Linked DNA regions of Mus musculus: region 1 is linked to region 2. The links are chromatin loops, found by intact Hi-C in ENCODE. Cell type or tissue: left cerebral cortex. All regions are shown on one strand.

What was found. A loop is a pair of places that touch in the nucleus more often than their neighbours do. Peaks named below come from ENCODE experiments on the same cell type or tissue, not always from the same donor. Only the 100,000 strongest peaks of a DNase experiment are listed, where the experiment ranks them.
Region 1: a loop joins it to region 2, with 4 times the contacts of the local background. A loop is called at or near these places in 3 of 42 quality-filtered maps.

The regions. Positions count from the first base shown.
Region 1 is chr12:39,060,942-39,068,941 of GRCm38, reverse strand. No RefSeq gene overlaps it. Among named protein-coding and RNA genes, the nearest start is that of Gm34662, 81 kb to the right of the region's middle. In left cerebral cortex, no CTCF peak of the experiment used is centred here; DNase peaks (open chromatin) are centred at 2,035 and 4,765.
Region 2 is chr12:38,135,274-38,143,273 of GRCm38, reverse strand. Dgkb (diacylglycerol kinase, beta) reads right to left here. Exons shown (of 26, transcript NM_001361686.1): 10 at 6,616-6,733; 11 at 3,781-3,869; 12 at 3,588-3,704. Among named protein-coding and RNA genes, the nearest start is that of Gm52011, 230 kb to the left of the region's middle. In left cerebral cortex, a CTCF peak has its summit at 3,044 (motif pointing left); a DNase peak (open chromatin) is centred at 3,031.

The sequences.
Region 1 (8,000 bases), 930 kb before region 2:
ACAATTAGCTTTCATTGTTTTCCTCTCTCTCAAACCCCATCCTCCCATTACCCTCTGTCCCCTCCCACACCAATTAGCTTCTTTTCCTTTTCTTTTTAAATTACATGTGACCTTTGCTTTTCACCTCCTCCCCCTTTTCAACATCTCTTGTTTACCTCTCATGGTCTTCTACCTGGCTTCAGAATCTAAACCCATTCTCAAAATCCTTTATTTACGTACACAAATATTAAAAGTTAGGATCCCATATGAGAAAGAACATTGCTATTTTTGTCTTTCTGAGACTTGAGTTACCCACTTAATATAATATGTTTCAGCTCCACCCATTTTCCTGCAGATTTTATAATTTTACTTCTCAATAGCTAAAGAAGTTCCATAGTGTGCATATGCCACGTTTCATAACCCATTGCTAAACATCTAGGCTGGTTTATTTCCTTGCTGTTGAGAATAGTGCAGCAGTGTACATGGAAGTTTGAGTGTCCCTGTGGAAGGATCTAAGGTCTTGTGTACTCAGAAGTAGTACAGAAGGTTCACATGATAGTTCTAATTTTTAATTTTTGAGAAACCTCTATACCAGTTTCTATAGCAGTTACAGTAGCTTACACTTCCACTAGCAATGGTTAGGCTTTCCTCATTCCCCACAGTCTTGCCAGAATTTTCTGTTATTTGTTTTCTTGATCATAGTCATTCTTACTGGGGCAAGTAGAAATCTCAAAGTTTTGTAATTTACAATTCCCTGATGGTTTTTTTTTTTCTTTAATTTGTTGGCCTTTTGTCAGCTCGTGAGTCCTACTTGTCTAACATTCAACACAATCTGGTAGGAAATGAAAAGAAAGAAAAGAGGAATCTAGCACAGATCCTTAAGATTTTGAAAAGAAAATCCATATGGTAGAACAAATATTCCTTTAAGAAGAATAAAGTCTATGAGGTTCTTCAGTAAAAATAATTCCGAAACCCTTATACAGTGTGGGGGAAAAGAGTGAACCTGTGTGAATATGAGAAAGGAAATTAGTATCTGTGGCCACCATGATGAAATTCCCAGATTATTTTCCTGTGTTCCTCATTTCTATAAAAGAAGACTTTAAATAATTTCTGCCACAAATGGGTCTGTCTCCTTCCAAACCCCAGAAGCAGGCAGCCAATTTATCCAGACTGAGGATATGCACACTTTAAGATTCGCAGTCATTTCCTGGTGCCTCCTAGCACATTCTCCAGGCCTTGAACCTCAAATCTAGTCACCTCAATTGCAATTGTAGAGGCATCCTGTGGATGGAAGCATCAGTATATCTATCGTGTTACCCATAGTCTTCATAGACAAAAGAAGTAGAGAAGAAACCTTTTGAACAGATTCCTTGTCTGTTTTCTAAAACTCCAAATTAGCATCACACATTGATTGCTGTGTAATATATCCTAAGTTTATGTCTAAGAATGAAATCTCTATTATAGTCCTTATAATGAGGATTAAAGGTGATAGTGAAGCATGCATGCTCTGGACCCGTGCCTGCAACACAGCAGCCTCTCACTGAAAATTTACTTACTAGACAACATAACGACCTACTCCACTGTCTAGAAATGCTGGGTTTCAGAGTATTCATTTTAAAACTGGGTGCTGAAGAACCATCTTTGTGGTAAAGAGCAACTGCTCTCGCAGAGGACATAGTTTAAGTTTCCCAGCACCCATAGGGTAGTTCACAACACAGGTACCTCTGGTTCCTGGGTATCCACTGCCCTCTTCTGGCTTTCTTAGGTACCAGGTGGACATGCGGTACACATACATACATGCAGACACACTCATACATATAAAATAAATAAACCTAAAACAACAACAACAATAACAACATCAACAACAAAAAACCTTTAAGATAAAATTTTTGTAGTAACTTGAAAAAAGAAGTACTAACCCACTTTATTTAAGTCACTGCCATCTACTTCCAAGTTTATTGTCTATTTTGAGGGGTAGATTTTTTTCTCCTTGCAATTGGGGATTGGTGTTCTGTAATCGAGTAATTGTAGATCTCTGAGTGGGAAACTGACGGTATCAAAATCTATTCTTGCCTGCAGCAGGTTGAGGAACAGATGTATCATCAGACACAGAATAGCAGTTAACTGATGCCCTTCATTAAACCTTCATTCTTCCCAGAAAAGCAGAAGAAACCAGAGTTATGAACAGCTGAACGCTGTCCAAACTGCTGTTGTATTTTTAAATTTCGGGTTAGAATGCATAATGCATTAACACTATACAACCTTTATTATGTTCCTTTAAAATGTATATTAAGTAGATTGCTACATTAAGGTAATGTATTAAATTACCTAAGGCAAAGTAATACGATGATTAACTGACTATAAACATTGGTTTATGGTCAGTTTATAAAGTATCACAATGATTAACATTATGCATTTTCATAACAGTAGAAAATTGCAGGATGAAATATCTGTGGATTGACTCAGTGCCATTAGGAATAATAAAACAGGGGTATAACTCAGTCTCAAGTTACATCTTGAGAGTAAACTTTGTTTTAAATCTCTTCTCTAAGTGATTGGGAAATTCATTAATTTAAAATGCCCAGGGCTTGCCAAGCACAAGAGAGAAAGTGTTCATACAAGCATATCAAGCAAAAACTGGCTTAACATTGTTAAATGTTTTTATCTAAAGTTTATGTTGAAGAATATTGGAAAAACATTGATTTTATTTATTATTCTGTCTCATTGATAACGAGAGCCAGAATATTCATTGGATATTCATTGTTATTAGTGTGGACACTAAAATGTTCCACGACAATATCTGTCTAGTCTTGCAAAAGTATATGGAAGAGCTCAAGTGCTTTTACTGAGACTGAGCTTCTGTCATAGTGATTTTCTAACCAGTCCGAAATTCCAAATATGAATGTCTCAGACTGCAATTGTTTTTCCACTTTTATGCATTTATCCCTCAATTATGAGCAATTGTCACATGGGATTTTTATATACTTTCTAATCCAAGTTCACAACACGGTCAATTGTTTAGGTTAGCTTTACTAAAGATGGGTCTTACAAAGATAAACTAATGCAGGGCTGGGGAAAAGGAGGAGAGATATTTTCAAATTAATGAATTTTATTGCAGATCTTCATTTAGTTAATGTTCTCATTTTCATTTGTACTCATATATGTACTCACTATCCCACTGAAAAATCCATGCATTGATTTCTGTTATCTAAAATATAAACAGAAAATATTAACTGAATGGTTCAATTGGTATTTCTTTCAAGAATGCAGAATGCAGGTGTAAACTGAACACTTTACACTACCAAACATGGCTTCGTTATTACAATAAACTAGAAAATATAAACATTAAACTCATTGGTTCTTGCTACTTGTAAAAGATATAAAACCATTTTTTACCCAAAGAAAAATTAATCTTGATCTTCAATATTAATGTAACTAGGCAAACTTTTCTCTTAAGAAAAAACATCTGCAATTCTCAAATAGTAATTAAATTCAAATTGCTGAACAAACTTTGTAGCTATATTTATACTTAAAATTTGTAAGGATAAATTAATTTTGTTGTCACCCTATAAAATAATTTATATGACAGAACTTTCTAACTGTGTTACGTTTGACTTCTGTTCATTGGTTTACACTTGAGGTATCTACAGAGGTTGGGACTCCACTACACATACTTTTGATAACAGCATATGTAGCTTTTGTGGTTTTGTTCTCTCCATATTATATTTGCTCTGATTACATTTATAGAAATATAATTTTAATGTCTTTCACTCTGAAAATGAAATCATGACATTCCCACGGAATGAAATTACATTAATAAAATAAGCCATATTCAAACAAATTCCATGTTTTCTCTTACATATAAAATATAGATTTTCAGATGCTTTTCCTTTGTATGTGTTGCTCACACGCATTATGAAGCTCAAGATGGGTGAATAAAGGAAGGTAATAAAAAGCATGGGACATAAGAGCAAAAGGAGGGACACTGGTGAAAACTAGGATTAGCCAGAGGGGAGGATAGAGCAGTTGGTGAGGAAGCTAGAACTAAGCATAATGTCATGTATATATTACTATGTGGAGATTCCATAATGAAATCTACTGTTTCCAAGATTAACTTTAAATAGGTAAATAAATCATTCTCTGGAAGAATTTTAAAATGCCAATCCGTAATTTCAGGTTATTTGAGAAGCACAGCCCTGCAGATTGCTGCTACTTCCTCTGAATTATATATTTTTAAAAACAAAGAGCTATTTTTAACTTGCTAAATAACTTACAGTCTTTTCCTATTTCCAGTTTTTCAAGGTGCAGCATTCCATGTGTTTCTGGGTGGTCTGGACAGATATTTTTCTGTTTAATTTTTTTCTCTTCTTCTCTTCCCTTCTCTTCCCTTCTCTCCCCTTCTCTCCCCTCCCCTCCCCTCCCCTCCCCTCTCCTTTCCTCGTCTCTTCTCTCTGTGTGTGTGTGTCTCTCTCTCTCTGTGTGTCTCTCTGTGTGACTCTCTGTGTGTCTCTCTGTGTCTCTCTGTCTCTGTCTCTCTGTCTCTGTCTCTGTCTCTGTCTCTCTCTCTCTCTCTCTCTCTCTCTCTCTCTCTCTCTCTCTCCTCACCCCCCCTCTCTTGGTGTGTTAGTGTATGGATAGTGGATGGATTTGCTATATGCATGTGTACCTGGGTCTGTCACTGGATCTGGAACTAAGAAAGAAGCCACCATGCTCCAGTAATTTTTCTTTCGCTTTCTCTAGCTCCAGCATTTGTGATATAGGTGCAGGCAACCATGCCAGCTGTGTGTGGGAGCTGTGGATCTGAACTCACATCCATATGTTCACATAGCAGCCATTCCCACCCACCTGAGGGGTATCTTCCTATTCATATATACTTCTTTAATAAACCACACAATAGCAACTGTAATTATGAGCAATAATAACAAAACTCTTCTTTTATTTCATACCCTACAGTAATTCTGTATATAACATTTTTAAGCCTTCATAATTATATCACTAACTTATAGATCCCTGGAACAACAAGATGATTGGGTTAACAGTAATTGCTAACAAACCTGATAACTTAGGCAGAGTCACATGTAAATCATTGGAAAAGGGAAATGTGGCATGCGCCCCCCATACCCAAAGATGTGTATTTGAATAATTTCCCCCCAAATAGCAGTACTGCTTTAGGAGATGATAGAAACTTTAGAAAATGAGGTGTAGCTTTAGGAGGCAGATGGTTGATAAGAAAGTTTTCCAATCCAGGTTCTTATTCTCACTCTGTTCCTTGGTCTACTGAAATGTGAGTAACCATGTCCTGAGTTCTCAGTGCCTAGACAATGCCACCCTCTGCCATGGGATTTTTGCTATGATAGACCCTGGACATTGAGCAAAAATAAAACTTTTCTCTGTTAATTTGCTTCCTGTCAGGTATTGGTCCACAGTTAGAACAGAAACTAATATATGTGGGTGGATAGGAAAAGAGCAGCACAGATCATTCTGATTGGAAGCAGAGCAACTCAGCTTCCATAGGCAACCTCATCTTTGTATACTGGTAACTCAAACTTATTTAAACAAATTTCCCAACTGGAAATTCTGTAGGATTTCTTCCAAGTATAGTATCATATATGAGACAAAAATAGCTTGGACAAGTTCACATTTCTTCCTGTAGGACATTAAATCTGGTCCTTGTACCTTATATGCCCACTCTGCCCACACTTCCATAATTTAAAGGAAAAGAAAGAGAATCTTTTCTTTTTTGGATATTTTCTTTATTTACATTTTAAATGCTATCCAGAAAGTCCCCTATACCCTCCCCCCGCCCTGCTCTCCTACCCACCCACTCCCACTTCTTGGCCCTGGCATTCCCCTGTACTGGGGCATATAAAGTTTGCAAGACCAAGGAGCCTCTCTTCCCAATGATGGCTGACTAGGCCATCTACTGCTACATATGCAGCTAGAGACACAAGCTCTGGGGAGGGGGGAGTACTGGTTAGTTCATATTGTTGTTCCACCTATAAGGTTGCAGACCCCTCAGCTCCTTGGGTACTTTCTCTAGCTCCTCCATTGGGGGCCCTATGTTCCATCCAATAGCTGACTGTGAGCATCCACTTCTGTGTTTCCAAGGCACTGGCATAGCCTCACAAGAGACAGCTATATCAGGGTCCTTTCAGCAAAATCTTGCTGGCATATGCAATAGTATCTGCATTTAGTGGCTGATTATGGGATGGATCCCAGGTGGGGCAGTCTCTGGATGGCCCATCCTTTCATCTCAGAAAGAGAATCTTAAAGAGTGTGTTTTCTTGTGACTCGGATATCACTACAAAGAAGAATCAGGCTGTATTCTATCATTCAGCCAATGGTCAAATTTGTTCTTGAGCAGTACATATTGTATCAATATCTATCACTAGTGCATACTATTGACCATAGGTCAGATCCTGATTAGGTTATAGTCTTCAGGATGGGGATTTATCATAAAGTACTTCCCCCTCCACTTATGGCATCTAGAAAACAAACAAACAAACAAATATAATCTTCAATTATTTTCTATTACATATGAAAATCTGATAGCACATTTGATGCTTTAAATGAAAATGCCCCGCTTCATTGATCAATGTATTTGAATAGTTGGTTTCCAGTTGGGGATTAGGAGGTATGGCCTTTTTAGGAGACGTGCATTACTCTGGTGGATTTTTTGTTTTGTTTTGTTTTGTTTTCGAGACAGGGTTTCTCTGCGTAGCCCTGGCTGTCCTGGAACTAGGCCTGTAAACCAGGCTGGCCTCAAACTCAGAAATCCGCCTGCCTCTGCCTCCCAAGTGCTGGGATTAAAGGCGTGCGCCACCACCGCCCAGCTACTCTGGTGGAGCTTTAGGTTGCAGCTGAGGTCTGTCAGCTCCTTGTCTAGCACTAGACCTGTCTGCCTACTGCAGTACTCCCTCCCATGATGCTCATGAACTTTAACCCTATGAAATTGTAAGTTCCTAATAAAGTCTCTTGTATTAATTGCTTTGGTTGTGGTGTCTGTTAATTCCACAGATGTGAGAAGAAGGACCACCTACACAAACCATGGCCGAACTCATTAAAACAAGTTTTGTTCCTGTATACGAGCTGTCTCTCCCTATGGAAGGGTTCAAGATATCAGTACTGAACATGGGAAAGATAAGTTTTATATAGCTGAAAAGTAGGGATTCAGAAATAGGGGTTTGTCAAGCAAAGAAGCAGAAGTCACAGAGGCTGAACATAAGCTTAACAAGTTGGTCATAACAACCTTCTGAAACAAAGGCATGGTTTCAAGGTGATCATAACAACCTCTTGAAACAAAAAGCATGGTTGGCATTTCTTGAGATAGTACAGAATCATTCATAGTAAAGTTTATAGTTGGGGCATAGCCAAATCCTTGAGAAACATCTTTAAATATAAACAGGAATGAACCTATTTTGTCTTTATTATAAGATGAGTTTCAATCCCAACAAAGTCAAGTTGCTTTACTGTCTTATCACAGTAATAGACAGTAGCTGAGGCAAATATCAAAACAAACAAACAAAAAACAAAAACAAAAAACCAGAAAGCAAAACAAACAAAAAACAAGCTACTGATATATTTGGACTGAAATTTCTCTTATATACCAATCTATCAAATCATTTTTCCCATATAAATAAACCATTATTAACCTTAATAATATGATAAAAAAATTTTGAAGCCTATAAGTTAAAGACCCTCCATACTCTATGTAGTGGATTAAATGAGTAATGTCACCCCTCAACTCACTTATACGAACTCTTGGTTCCTGGTTAGTGGTGCTGTCTGGAGAGGTAGAGGAACTTCTGGAAGGTGGAACCTTGCCCGAGGAAGTACCTTATGGAAGCAGACTTTGAGAGTTTATAGCCTTGCCTCATTTCTAGTTTTGTCTCTCTGCATTGCATTTACAGCTCAGAATGTGATCCGTTATTTTCATACTGTGGCTGTCTGCTGCTCTGCCTCCCATGCCATCATGGACTCCCCCTCTGGAACTGTGACCCAAAATAAACTTTCCTCCTTAT
Region 2 (8,000 bases):
GTCATCTTTTCTTGATACACAGAGTAACGACCATGTCAAGGACACACTCAGCAGCAGGTATGAATCAGACTTGGCAACATGGTCTCAATAGTGGCAGGACATAAGCAAGGAAAAGAAAAGGAAAACCAAGATGAGCATTTGTTCCTTCATTCTCAAAGGAATGAAGTTGAAAGCACAGAAAATATTTGCTTAAGTAGGAGATACAGCTGTTTTGTTTTGTTTTGTTTTGTTTTGTTTTGTTTTGTTTTGTTTTGTTTTGCTTTGCTTTGCTTTGCTTTGTTTTGTTTTGTTTTGTTTTGTTTTGTTTTGTGTTTTGTTTTCCTGGGTGTTTACCGATTTTCTAGGTTAGGTAGAATGCTTTACAGAAGAGCTACAGCATTCTTAGAACTTATCTTTAGGTCTACAAGATGGCTGCAATAGTATATCTAGATACATTTCATTGATATAAAACTGCAGGAATGGATGCTTATCACTTATGTTTTAAGATTTATTAACCAGTCTAATGAGATTTGAGTATTATAAGTTATTTAAATGTATTTTGAGATAAAATTTAAAGATGAAGTGCATTTGAGATTCAATATCTAACATGAAGATTACCATATGACTCATTATAGAGAACCTGAGAATTTCCTCGAAACCTGGCACTCCCTTAAGATCATCAGATGATTATGAAAAACATGTATTACCAACTTATAGCAATGGACGCAAATGGAAGTATAATGTTGATGTCATTCAGAAATGAAACCACTGGAGAACAACTCAGTATTTCTTTAAGAACGGAAGTAAAGTAAGATAAAATAAATTGAAGAAGAAAATATTAGCATCAAAAAAAAAAAAAAAACCATCAAGGGAAATAAAGAACTGAGCCTACTTCCTACTAAGTAGTTAAGACTAGTGCAGTCCGGTCCAAGGAATGGGACATTTTAAATATGAGGTGAGGATGAATCATGGCCTCTGCAGGGGTTCCTTTGAACATACCCAGCCTAACAGGGACTTCAGTGGTGAAGGAGGATGCAAGAACTTGTGCTTCTTAAATCTGTGCTTTGTAGAATTCAAAACCAAAATGAAGTAAGTGGTGGAGAGGTTGCATTTATTGTCATGGAATTATTATAGATAGCTGAAGGGGACATACTATATCAAATTACAATTTTGGAAAGATTTTTCTAGTGGTGCTATGGCAGCTTACATATAGGAGAAGTACCTTCTGTCAGGGAAATAAGCCAAGAGATTCTTACTCTAACCTAGTGGGGAGGGGGTGCTAAGAGCTTGCACTAAGGTTGGGAACATGAAGTCAAAACCTCAGATCTGGGAGAGATATTTTAAGCAAGAAATGTAAGGGCTTAGCACTAGGCTATATGAAGGAGAAAAATGTGAAAGACAAGAAAAACCTGACTTCTAACTCGCATAGTAACTGGAAACATCATTTGAGGATCAGCACTTGTAAATAGCAGGGTAAGAGTTGAGGAGTTGCTCTTGAAAATGCAAGTCTATGGACCTTGACATAAAAGTTAGTGATGCTTGAAGCCACACAATTTCCTATGGTCTTTAAGGATGCAAGCTGTCATTCTGACTAGGCCTGCCTGGGAAATTTTCATTTATAAATCCTTACCAAGATGAGACTGCCATACCCTGAATTTTACACATGACATGCCCCATGGACACCAGGGTTCACAATAGGCACCACATCTCATTTTAAGTATTGCCCACTAAGTTGATAGAATAGTCACTAAGCATTTACTAAGTATGTGCTCCAGTTGTAAACGTATCTACACTGACTTTTTACCCATTTAATCCTTACAACAATCCTACTGGTTAGGTATTATCAACTCTATTTTACAGTGTAAGAATATTGTCCCAGACTGAGGCAATCAATGGATACAGTGGCACAGTTTATAAATGACTCGGGGCATGTTAGTACTCTGCGTTTCTCAAGTTGTGATTTCAAGTCATGCTAAGTGAGCAATAGGTTTTGGAGGAAGATTGAAGTGCAGCTCTGCTTCATTCTCTGATCTTCTGTTTAAGCAAATTTCTCTTGGAATCTACTCAGGTGGTTCCTTAAAAAGCCCATTACAGGCAGCACCACATTCCTGCCCTCTCCTGGCTCCAAGAGGGTGAAGATGACATTTGGTTCTTTAGAGATCTGTCACATCAGGCACCTTTAGTTGAGGGACAGTCTTAGGCTAACGTTTCCATAAAGCAGCTCAAGAAAGCAATGAATAATACTAAGTATATAAATATTTTCAGGTGAATATATTCTGACACTAGCCACAAAATTAATAAATTTAATAAAGGTGACCCTACTGTTGCTCTAAGTTAGAATTCTGAAAGTACTCAGAGAAACTCCAGGAAACAAAGTGGGAGGAAGAAATGACTCGAATAGCAAACTTCTGACACCCTCCCCCACGCCCCCCCGGAGAGCTTGGGGCTACAGACCACGCAGGTTAATTCCTGTCTTTAAAGCTTAATAGGCACTCATAAATATTATCTGTTAAGGAATAAAAAAAAATCTAATAATAATAGTAGTAGTAATAAGAATAGTAAAAATAATAACACAACATATTCAATATATTGCTTTTAAATCTGATAAAAGTGAAAAAGTCAATACTGATATTTTAAAATTTTAGCCTATGTTAAAATTAAGATATGCTGTGTAAAATGCTGTGGGGCTGGAACTAGGCTTCTGGGACAAGAAAAATTACATAGTCTTCTAATTAGTTTCCCAAATGTATTTTTAATATATATAATTGTTTTGTTATGGTCTTTTTTTTAAAATTGAGCATTGATATGTTCTTACATTTTATTATAATAACCAAACTCTTCAAATCTGCAAACACTTAATTTCAGTTTGAAATATAACTCAACTTGATTTTTTTAAATTATTTCTCTCTCTCTCTCTCTCTCTCTCTCTCTCTCTCTCTCTCTCTGTCTCTCTCTCTCTGTTTGTGTCATTTAAGAATACTTTTTAACCTGTAGGTTTGGACAGAACCTTGTAGCTCTACCATAACCTGATTTGCCAACTATTACAGTGCCCTCTGCTGTTTATTCTGGTAAAAGGATGCAAAGAACTGAAGAACTAAGAAGCTATTCTGCTCAAAAGGAAGAAATGTTTGTTTATGCTAATTTCAGAAATTAAAAAGATATAGTAGTGCCATATAATAACTATGTTTATTCCCAAGTTTATTTGAAGCAGTTTGACAGTCAACCAGGTGGTATCCTAAATCTTTGGCCAGTGTGCTTTTTCCCTAATCATTACTACACCAAGACCTCTTGTGTCGCAGTTCACAAAGTACCTGGAGGTAAGGAACATACATGGGAAAATAGTTTTGTGTGGCAGTAATGACCCTCTTCTGTTTGCCCACTCTCATTTGTGGTTTCTGATTGCTTTCCTGGGAAATGCTAGAACCCACTCCAATGGCCCTTCTGTAAAAGCTTGTGAAGTCACCATCTCTAAAATCCTTAGTCCTATGAGGACACATCTGATTCTCTGGCAGGTGAAATTAGAACACCCCACCACCACCCGCCCAAGGTTTTGGGTGGTTTATTCCAATATTGATGGCCTTCCGGTACAGTGCTGTCATGGTACTCACTGTGGTCTGGCACCAAACACAATGCAGGCCCGTCAGGCCCTGGTAACATTTCACTGTTTTGTGGCACTTATCGCACTTGGTTGGGCAATTGCCTTCGACCCAATAGTGGTGCATGACCTAGAACAGAATAACAGGGCAGTAAGAGGCGCTATCCATAGTGACACATGTGGAAAGCCTGTGTGGCCAGACTTACGTCTGTGTTTTTCTTGGACTTCACATATGTCTTGATGCAGGAGGGCGGGGCTCTGGCCACACAGCGCTCATGGACCGTGTACTTGCAGACTGAAAGGAAACAGGTACACAGATTCAGAGCTGACCCTGGTCCTGATTGCACATTTACGAGGGAAGAGTGGCATTAACAGATGCTCATTTCGCATCCACTGTTCTCTAATCAATCCAATCAGCCGCATCAAGGAAAAAAGTCCAAGTCGGCTGTTTTTATCATGGAATGCAAAAGGCCAATTAGTACAGGAAATAGTATGCATATGAGAAGGCAAGGCTCCTCTGTCATGGCGTAGCAGGAACAGGAAATGCTTAATTAAATCAGTCCTTGCTCAAATTTTTCACAATAATTCCCAGATGACAAAAATATTAAAGACAAATTGATGACTGCCAAGTGGCTTTGTGTCATTTGCTAGAAGGAAGAGGTCTATATTTCATAAAGTATAGGCATGAGAGCAGCTGGCAGGCATGGGAGTAAATGTCTGTGTGCTTAATACTGCTTTGTCTATTGGCTTATCTAAACTTTAAATGGTAGATTTGTCTACTGCTGGAGAATAGATTCCATCATCCGTGCCAGACTTTCAGGGAAATTCATCCTTCATTTTCCATCATGATATTGTTTCTTCAAACAACCACTTTCACTAGGCAACATATGGCGCCAGGAAACAAAAATATATATGAAAAAAACATTCATACTAGTAAATGTATGTATAAATGTATGTATATAATCTATGCCACAAAACAAAAACACACTTGGGGTGCATCTCTGCGTCTTGTGGTTTCACTCTGAATATTAGTAGGGGTCACATGCACTTGTGTATGAGAAGACCGTTCCACTTCAGAATTCATAAATATACAGAAAAAGTGTTTAAAACGAAATAGACCAACAACTTAAAAATCTACTTCTTGAAATATGAATGAAATATATGTAATGCTTATGGTGTTTATTAATAAAACTCTAAGATATCCTGTCTGTGAGTTCTGACCACAGCCAGGAAGAACACATATCTTTTATTTTATTTTATAGTAGTACTCATATTATGAGTTTTCCCCTAATAACCATTTTGTAAACAGCAAAAACCTATCCTTTCTACTATACCACTCCTCTTCTTTGAAAGTTATCTTGTTTCAGTCAATTATATCTGCCTCAAAATATTCACACCCTTAAAAATTTATAGAAGTTCTGAGATAGTTTTGTTGCTATTGTTTTATTTGTTTGTTTTAACATGGAGATTATTCTAGTATATCTGGACCTTCCAACATGACCATCAGAAATGTTTCTCTTATGTGATATTTCATAAATGTTATATAACCTTAAAAAGATCCCATTCATTTATAAATTATATACATTTATGACATTATATATATATATATTCGGTTTTTTGAGACAGGGTTTCTCTGTATAGCCCTGGCTGTCCTGGAACTCACTTTGTAAACCAGGCTGGCATTGAACTCAGAAATTCACCTGCCTCTGCCTCCCGAGTGCTGGGATTAAAGGCGTGTGCCACCACACCTGGCTTAAGTATAGTTCTTAATGTTAAATAATATACCTGGAGAAAAAAATCTTAAAGCATATTGCATAGCAGAAATTGATGTGGCTGAATTGCTGGATCAGTGGAGAACTTAACCTTATTTCAGAGAATATAAACTTTATTTTAGGTAAAAAATATTATGGATTAAATCAGTACTAGATGATTTTATAAATTAACTTACACACATATTTACATACACTCTCTTAGCAAATCTCTAACAGCTCTGGCTGCATATGTAGCAGAAGATGGCCTAGTCGGCCATCACTGGGAAGAGAGGCCTCTTGGTATTGAAAACTTTATATGCTCCAGTACAGGGGAATGCCAGGGCCAAGAAGTGGGAGTGGGTGGGTAGGGGAGCAGGGCAGAGGGAGGGTATAGGGAACTTTCAGGATAGCATTTGAAATGCATATATAGAAAATATCTAATAAAAAATAAATAAATAAAATGTAAATACATAAAATATCCAATAAAAATAAAATAAATGGAAAAAAGAAAAAAAGAATAAAATAAATCTTGCAAGACAAGGAAACAGAAAATATCAAAATGAATATGACTTATAATGCCTTATATTCCAATATTGATATTCATATGAAGATTTTCCTTTATGTAAAGTAACATACCAGAGGCATTTAGCAGGTGACTCAGCAGGCAAAGCACTTGCTACCAATGACTATAACTCAGATCTCAAGAACTCATTTAAAAAATTGACCACCTGTGAGTACCTCAGTGTACTGGAGGTAGAGAGTCTCCCAGATGCAATAGGATGCAATGTAAAGTCGTTGAGATATAAGTCAATACGAAAATTTGGGTCCATATATAAGGTGGGAGCAATGGAGAAAGTCACTAGATATTAATCTTAGATTATGAACACACACACACATGAGCAAGCATAGACATGAGAACACACCCCCACTCACCCACATACCCCCCACTTTTGTACTCCATAAATATGTAAAACTGAGAGCTGTAATGGTTAACTTATAAGGGGAATATATGAGAAAGCAGTGAAAAATGTCTAAATACTCCAAGGAGAAATGAGAAGCACAAATACTTAAAATTTAAACTACAATACAAAGAAATACCCATGGAATTGGAACACATCATTTATTTCCTTTGAAAGGAAGTTGGCCAGTGACCTGAACATTGAGCAGCTACAGGGAAAGATGTACAATAAGCATTTTGGCCTGGGGTATGACACACAAACAGGAGAGCTGCATGAGCTCAGTGTCCCCTTCAAGCAAGGTGATGACATCAGGCAGAGCCAGTGAACTCACAGGAGCAGCAGAGGCCCTGCTTCCCCACGCCAATCAGCATGTTCAGGCAGAGATTGCAGTAGGCAGGCTTGTTAAAGTGCTTGAGTCGCCACACATGCTGTCCATCATCCTTCACATTCTGCAGAAGACGGGAAAGAAACAGATTTCACTTTAATGAAATAAACAGTGGACTCTGCAAGTGCCAATCGAGCTCAGGCAGGACTGATGCGTGTGCAGACAATCTGTTCCTTCATCTTGGCTCTCTCCAGTACAAGAGTGCCACAGAGACTTCAGGAAAACCAAAGTGTTCTCTTGCCTGGTGAGACGCTGAAATGAATCTGACAGGCTACAGTGACCCATGAGATCTTGTCTAATGTACCCAGCAACCTCCACGATGACCCGCCAAACAGAACTCCCTGTGAAGACAAGGGCATGCCTTCGTGGCCATGGAGTAGCTCATGCTTAGCACAATTCCATAAACAAATGAACAAAGAAATTGAAACTTGTAAAGACTTAACTGTGGATTTGTGTTGGGCAAAAAAAAAAAAAAAAACAAAAAAAAAAAAAAAACAAAAAAAAAAACAAAAACAAAAACAAAAAACAAAAAAACAAAAAACAAAAAATTTAGAGTGAGGGTAGGTTTGTAAGACAGAAAAATGTGATGTAATTGCATGTTTTATGTGTAGGGGCACTATAGAAAGATAACACAGCTCATATCTTATTTTTATTAATAATAAAATATTAATAATAATGCTTCTAGCCACAGTGAGAGCCAGGACACTGATTTATAATATCTATGAATCCACAGTAACTACTTCTCACATTAGAATAAGAAATGTCAAATTTGCATCGTAAGATGAAACATTAATGAACATGCCTCCTAGGAGGTACTTGTCAACGGCCCCTTGAAGTTTAGCAAGTTTTGATGGCAGAAACACTGCCTTGTTTTTTGTCCCAAGCAGCCATTTGAAATACAATTGATGACTGAAGACCCTGCACTATGGAGATGTCCAGATGAGAGGACAAGCTTATATGGTACCCATGCTAATAAAAACAGGCTACACAGATTTCTGCCCTACAGAGAGGTTTGGTTCCCCAAGCCGTTGGAACTGGGGTCTGATACTAAGTGTTGCATTTAGTAGGCTCACATTCTTTCATCTCAGGCTAAGAGAAAAAGGCAACCCAGCTGAGCTGTGAAATGCCTATTGCTTGCTATCTTGTGAGTCATATACCAACTGTCTCTGGCCCAGAGATTCTCAGGTACCAAGGGAGCTGCAGTGAGCTGATCCCTTACCTACAACCTTAGGTTAATCTCAGACCCCTCTCCATTTCTTAGCAATATTCAAGTTTGTCTTTTGGATAAAGGAATGAGAATGTTTCAACAAAAGCAACTGAGTAAATGGTGA